Regions from separate parts of the Mus musculus genome. Here region 2 is linked to region 1. Evidence: chromatin loops called from intact Hi-C (ENCODE). Cell type or tissue: left cerebral cortex. All regions are shown on one strand. Each heading gives the region's core, and the rest is flanking DNA. Links, peaks and the distances in the headings are about the cores only.

Region 1 (3,539 bases), core at 793-3,292:
GACCCAAGGAGACCAGGGATGCTCAGTTCTTCCTTTTCTAGCCTCAGGGTAGCTTCTCAGTGTGAGCCAACTGAGGGAAGAGACAAGAAATAGGGAGGCCTTACAGACGCCAAGACCTGTACTTAAATGAGTTCCTTCAACATCTCTGCCCATTAGTTGTTGGGGGGAATGAAAGTAATAAACCAAAACTCAAGACTCTCCAGCGGCTGATCATTTTCTTAGTGTTTATTGACTCAAAATGTCTTCCGTATTCGGCTTTCTGTGTGGTCTGCAGGCCCTGGCAACTTTTCCAGTTGCACCTGCCGTTCCTCTTCACCCTTCCATTCGGGCTCCCTCTTAGACCAAGGCTCGCGCTTCGGGCTGGCTGCAGCGTTCCTTCCCATTGGTCTGGCTGGCTGCAGCGTTCCTTCCCATTGGTCTGGCTGGCTGCAGCATTCCTTCCCATTGGTGTGCTTGAGGCTGGCTCCTCACACGTCAGGTCTAAGATCACGTGGCATGGGGTCACATCCTTGGCAAAGGCGTCTGTCTTGGACTGTCTTTTCTGAAGCGTGACCCGACCCCCCCCCCCCATCTTTTAGTGTTCCTTGTTGCAAGAGCTTCATTTCCTTGAGGGCGCATGCCTCAGACTGAAGTTCCATATGTATTTATTTATCTGCGGCATGAAGTCTTCGTGAGAGCAAGGGCCCTCTCTGTAAGTACTCATCTATCAGTTACCCGCTCATTCATTACTCATCGAGTATGCGGGATACCAGGCCCCGGGGGAAAAAGCTTCCCTAGGGGGACACACATTCTAAACATGGGGGATATATACCAAGTCCATCACATAGCAGGCAGTCTGTTTAGAAGTGCAGCGATCCACTTTCCCTACTGTAGGTTCCAACCCCCCCCCCCACCCTCTCCTGCATCTTCCTCCTGAATGTAAGCTTCATGAGGGTGGGGATTTTAAAAAATATTTAAATTATATTTAAAATATAATTTTATATTTTATAAATATACACGGCCAGAAGTGCTGGTCTGATGCGCAGTTACAGGTGGTTGGACAAGGGTGCTGGGGATCCATCCTGAGCCCTTTGCAAGAGCCGCGTGCACGCACCTAACCACTGAGCCGTCTCTCTAGCTCCCGGAGATCAAGCCTTTGTTTTTTAATCTCCTCGGTAGTCTACAGTCATCACTGAACCAACAAGCCCATATCTATTCAGTATTTGAGAAGCAAATGGGTTTCCAGATGTGAGTCGGTTTTTGTTCGTTTGTTTACACATTTCGAACCAGACAACCTTGATTCAGATCTTGGTGTCGCCTCATACTGACACATAATCTTGAAAAAGTCACGCTCTATGATCTCAACTTTCTCAACTGTGTAATGGCATTAGAATGGTGTGTGTCCCCTAGGGCAATAGTGAAGATGAACAGAGTCCCAGAGAGAGGCACACATGGCACCTGGTCTTAAGTAGCCACTGACAACTATGCTGGTGGTTGTGCAAAAACTTGGACGGGGCAGAGTTCCAAATCTACTTACTCCGAGTAGCCGGAGGCTACTGTAGAGGCACGAGCGTCAGTAAGAGAGAAGTGAATTTCATATTACTGAAAGTAAACGGCAACATTCCAAAGGCCCAACAACGTTTCAGGTAGATGAAGAGTGCTCTGTCATTGGAGGGAGCTGGGAGTTTATGTTCAGAGTAGTCAAGGTAGGAAAAACTTAAGCAACTGAGGGAACAGAGGAGCCAAGGGTTCCTGGGTTACAGTCTCAGCCGTGGGCAACGGATGCGTTGAGAGTGCCGACCTGAACACCGGCACCGGCCGATGGATCTTGTCGACGGGGTGCGAGAGTGGGGGATGGGCACGCCAAGGCCGGCGGGCCCAGGGAACCGGGCCGCAGCGCGCGACACCACCAGCAGGGGACGCCTCGAGACCGCGGAACTCGCGCCCGGGGGCCTGACGTCAGCGCCCCGCTCGTTCGGGCTCCCGCTCTGGACTCGGCGCCAGTCCCGCTCCGCGCGGCACTGCTCCACTACGGCTCCCGCTCGCCTTGGGCTCCCGGTCGGGCTCCGGAGGCGTCGCCTCCCCAGCTGCGGGTCTCCAGGACCTAGGCGGCGGCCATGGCCCGGGCTCAGGCTCTGGTCCTGGCGCTCACCTTCCAGTTCTGCGCGCCTGAGACCGAGACTCCCGCAGGTAAGCGCGCGCGGTCCCTCCAAGCTTATCCCGCGAGTGCCCGGGGGGCCGGGGATGGCTTGTCGCTGGTGTCGGAGTGCTCCAAGCTTCTGTGGCCGCTGTGTCTGTAGTTTGTGTGCAAACTGAGGTTGAGTGTGTACCGCGGATGCGAGTGTGCTGGTGTGAGTGTCGCCTGCGTGGAGCACCGGGTGTGCGCTGGCTCATGTTTGTCCACGCTGCCAAGTGGGTTGTGTATCTGAGTTTCAGTGGCTTGGCTAGAGTTGCGTCTGATCCTGTGTTGCATTTGTTGGCTTTTTTTTTTGTATTCCCTAGGCGGGAGTACTGTTTGTTGCTGGTGCGTTTGAAAACCCGCGTGTTTGTTTATGCCTGTGCTGTGAGGACTCGGTGGATTGTGCCCAAGTGTGGGCCCGAGTGTGTGTGGTGTGTGTGTGTGTGTGTGTGTGTGCAGTCGTGGGAACCGGGTCGGAACCTGTGTGAGCTCTGTGCCCACGAGTGACCCTGTGGGAGTATTTGGGGTGTACGATGCTGTGTGGGTCCGTGTGAATGTCAGGGATGCGGGGAATACGTATGGGGGAGCGTGTCTGGAGTGGATGTGAGTGTGTCGGTGAGCGATGGTTTCGTGGCTAGGGACGCTGCGAGCTTGGGGTGCTCCTAGGCCGTGGTCGAGTGTGGCCGGGACCCGAGGGTGTGTGTGCATGTGTGTGTGCATATGTGAGTGTATGTGTGATCGCGCGCGCGCGTGTGCGTGGCGCACCCGGCCGGAACAAGTTGTCGCGGCGGCGTCCCCCGGAGGCTGGGGCGGCCCTGCGGCTGGCGAGGGAAGGAACGGGGAGAGACGTGGCTGTAGCCGCCGACTCCGACATTTCGGGCGGTTTGTTGTTTCGCAAGTTCCGAGCGGCGCTGGCTGGCGGCTGATCCGAGGAGGCGCCAGGGCCGCGGGGCGCCCGGGATGGGGAGGGCCGTGGGGCGCACCCGGTTGCGGGCGGGGCTGCGGCGTCGGGGCCCCCGCAGGGCCTGGCTGGAGGCCTCGGGACAGCGTCCCCATCGTAGCTCGTCAGAGGCGTTGGGGACGCCGCGGTCCCCGGGGACGCTGCCTGCGTCTGCTTTGCAACTTTGTGCGGCCTCCCGGCCAGTCGGGCACGCGCGTGCGGACGTGTGTGTGTTGTGTGTGTGTGCGTGTGTGCGTGTGTGCGTGTGTGTGTGTGTGTGAATGTGTGCATGGGCCTCCCCCTCGGCCTGCGGTGAGATCCCGTGCTTGAGTGTGCTTTGGAGCCTGGTGTCCTATGGAGGGTGTGTGCGTGTGCGTGCGTGCGTGTGTGTGTGTGTGTGTGTGTGCATTCCCATGTCTGAGTGTGTGTCCAGTGACTGTC
Region 2 (3,539 bases), core at 419-2,918, 580 kb after region 1:
TGAACAGGACTCTCCCTCCTTCTGCCCACGCTGGAGGGTGCACTGAGTTCTGGAACTGTGTTCCCGCCAGGTCTGCAGGTTCGACTCTTTGCTGTTCTTCTACAGCCTCCGTGGTGTTTCTTCTGACTGGCTCACTCAGCTTTAAACACCAGGGGGAGCATGGTGTGGTGGCTCAGGCCTGTGTTCAGAGGCAGAGGCAAGTGGATCACCTCACGACCTAGAACAGCCTGGTTATGGAGTGTGAGTTCCAGGCCAGCCTGGGCTATAATGCCAGCCAGATTGGAAAAACAAACAAACAAACAAACAAACAAACAGTGGGCGTCACCTCCTCCAGGAAGCCTTTCTACATTATTCATCCCATTTTGTTTCTATTTTATTTTATTATTTTTGTTTTGTTTGTTTTTTTGTTTTCCTATAATCAGTCCACCTGGCCAATCTCAGAGAAGTTCACTGACTGAGTTCAAGACATTTACTGCGTGCTTCTTTGGAGCCAGCTGTCGGTTGACAGCAGCTCAGTGGATCTTGGCTGGACACATGTGTCCTGAGTTTCCCGTGGCTTCCGGCTGACCCTGGCTGCAAGGAGTGACCTAAGCTACAGCGGCTGACCTTGGCAGAGGTGACAGCATTCCTTGGCTCTATTCCTAGTGTCTCTTGTCCTCCAAAAGTCTGGACTAGGCATGTCCTCGCAGTGGTGGTTGTGACACAGGAGCCAGCCAGCCTGCCAGCCACACGGTGGCTTCACATCTGCTCTCTGTTCAAGCCTTGCAGGGAGCCCTGTGGCCTCAGTCAAGGCTGAAACCAGCCATCTTCCCACTGAGAAGCTGGACAGCAGAGTCCAGATGTGGAGGAAGGTGAGGACAGTCCTTGTGGCACTCAGCTAGATGAGTCCAAAACGTGGTGACATTTTAAGGGGCTTTATTGCCTTATTGTGGGCATTCAGGAAACCCTGTATGTACTTAACATACCAGACAGTTGAGTTTGACAAATGTCTGAAATCAGCATAGCTACATGGATAATAAATGTACCTAAACCACCTCCATTCAGTCTCTCTCCTCCCCCCCCCCCCTTCCTTCTCAACCTCTGGGCAGTTTGCTTTCCAGGGGGTAAAGAGGTGTGCACCGTGGCTTTATTTTGCATGTTAAAAAAATGGCTACAGATGTTGAATGTCTCTTGTCACCATCTTTCTTCCTTGCAGAAGTGTGTACTCAGAGAAAAGCCTTTACAGCCAACTTTTTAAAAAATTATTGTTGTCTTTAGAGGGCTCTTTGTATATTTTGGAGATTTAACATATGTAATTTATTAAATATGTACTTATTTTCTCCTAGGCTGTGGCTTGTCCTAGGTGAGGTTTTAAAACGCGCGGATTGACCCCTACCCTACCCCGTATCAGTAGTTATCAAGGGTGTCTCTGAGTGGCCAGTGCAGGCAGGAAGAGAGGCTGCTCCATTCTCCATAAGAACAAAGAAATGGCCAAAAATAACAAGACAGGCAACTTGAGAAGCCGCATTGAATCCATCTCCCTGTCGCGTGTGACCCTGATTTTATAGGGTTTTCTAGGAATCAAAGTCACAGTAGGGGTGTGAGTGGCGGGTGGGAAAGGAAATGGGTCCAGAAACTCCCCGCAAGCCCCACTGCCTCGTAGACCGGTCTTTGCTGGTCCAATGTCGCCCTCTAATGGCTACAGTCCCCAGCCAGCCTCGGCGCTCAATCCCTCTGGGCTCCACCAGGCACCGGAGGAGAAAGAAATGGCAGAGTCCACTTCAGTTCCAAACTTTCGAAGAATGATAGTATTTCCTTCACTGAGAAAATCTCTCGGTGGAAATGAATTGAAGCAAGAAAGCTCCAGGAGAGTCTGCTGCTGCATGCCTCGCACTGCACTCGTCCAAATGCAGCGGCTCAGAACAGACTCCAGCGCAGCGCTGCGGGGTCCACCCTGCAGTGTGTCAGCAGCAGGGCTCAGCCTGGAGCGCTGGGCACTGTACAGTGTGGCTTCGCATTCACGTGCTTGGGATTTCGGGATAGCTGGCCTCCGGCGCTTGGGGCTTGTTATTAAGCAGAATGTTCACCTGCGCACCTCAAACCCACTCCTGTCTGGCCATCCGCAAGCCCTGTATTTTCATCTGTGTCTGTCACCCAAGCCCAGCCAGCCCCCTTCATCGCCTTTGGAACCACAAAGAGGAGGCCACCCTGCTTCCCGCCTTCCAGAAGCGAGGGTGTGGTGCAGGAATCACAGCGTGGGAGTAGACAGATGTCTTAGCTGCCGAGATCCCTGCCTGGCATCTTCCTCAATCGGTCCTGCTTCTTGCTGCTAGGATATGACTTGAGCATGCTCACCTCAGATCTCTCTATCATCTCTTAAACATCAGTGTGCCCCACTTCCAGAGCTGTTTTCGGGGATACCCCCATGTCCTGCAGCTGAGCATTTCATCTGTGTTCACCTCAGCACATGCCTGACCCCAGGAAGCAGCTTGATGCACTCCCGGACACCTCCAACCGACCGACCTTAGACAGCTGTGACCCCACGTGGCTCAGGAGCTCAGCCCAAAGGCCACCGGTCCAGTCCCTGAAGACCTTAAAGCAAGCACATTGATTGTTCTGTGCCTCGGTTTCCCCATTTATGAACTCTTCCTATTGGCTTCTGGGTCGTGGCGGGCAGGGGAGTGTCTTGGGTGGGTGGAGCTTTTAGTCATAGAGTTCCCCTGCTGGGACTGTTCTTTGGAAACTGGAACTCGAAAATGAGGGACAGAATAAAGTCACCGCACCTGCTCGGGTGCACATTTTATTGAACAGCTACTCTGTGCTGGGCTCTTGGCTAACACTAGGGACATAGTGCCAGTCAAGCCAGAGGCTGTTTCTGCTTCCAGGAAACTCACACAGCCTAGGGCCTAAGACAAACAATAAACAAGTAAGTAATGAATTAATGGGGGCACAGACAAGAGAAGCAGACAGCCTTCCCGTGGGGGGTACAAAAGCTAAGTCCTCTAGACAAAGCAAGGCCTCTCATGGGAAGAAGGAACATCAGGCTAAGAGACCAGCATGCTCGGGAGCCTGGAAGTGAGAGGAACCATGGCTCACAGGGAGACCTGCAGGGAGAGCCTGGGGCCAGGAGAGTGCCAAAACCTAAGGTAAAGCTACAGCGGGTGGATGTGGTTGGGTAACACAGGGCCTTCAAAGACCCATCAGGTGCCTGGGCTCCATTCAAAGAGTAGATGCTTGCTTGGCATGCGGGGACAAAATGCTGGATAACCCTGGCTGGGGGCAGCAGTGCAAAAACACTTAGGCAAAACATTGGCCTTCCCAGTAGTCACATGATCACTGCATCCATTGCCAATCTGAGGACTCAAGGGAGGCTATCATCTCCCACCCACACTGAGGCCCGCAGACACACCAGAGAGACTCGCTCTGAAATCCCAGCCAATCAGACCCCACGTGTACACTCTGCTGTGAAGATGTGAAAGGGGCTTTCTTTTCAAAAATTAAATTAAAATTTATGTATGTGGGCATTTTGCCAGCCTGAATGTCTCTATACCGTGTGTGTG

Evidence for each region. A loop is a pair of places that touch in the nucleus more often than their neighbours do. Peaks named below come from ENCODE experiments on the same cell type or tissue, not always from the same donor. Only the 100,000 strongest peaks of a DNase experiment are listed, where the experiment ranks them.
Region 2: it touches region 1 in a loop (9-fold over the local background); 24 of 42 quality-filtered maps call a loop at or near these places.

Annotation. Positions count from the first base shown.
Region 1 is chr4:131,836,714-131,840,252 of GRCm38, reverse strand. It overlaps Ptpru (protein tyrosine phosphatase, receptor type, U), which reads left to right and starts at 1,975. Exons shown (of 31, transcript NM_001083119.2): 1 at 1,975-2,169. The coding sequence starts at 2,097. In left cerebral cortex, for the core only: a CTCF peak has its summit at 1,887 (motif pointing right); DNase peaks (open chromatin) are centred at 1,911, 2,317 and 2,901; H3K4me3 peaks cover 1,559 bases; H3K27ac peaks cover 948 bases.
Region 2 is chr4:131,251,507-131,255,045 of GRCm38, reverse strand. No RefSeq gene overlaps it. Among named protein-coding and RNA genes, the nearest start is that of Gm25261, 14 kb to the right of the region's middle. In left cerebral cortex, for the core only: a CTCF peak has its summit at 1,695 (motif pointing left); DNase peaks (open chromatin) are centred at 662, 1,682 and 2,220; H3K4me3 peaks cover 517 bases.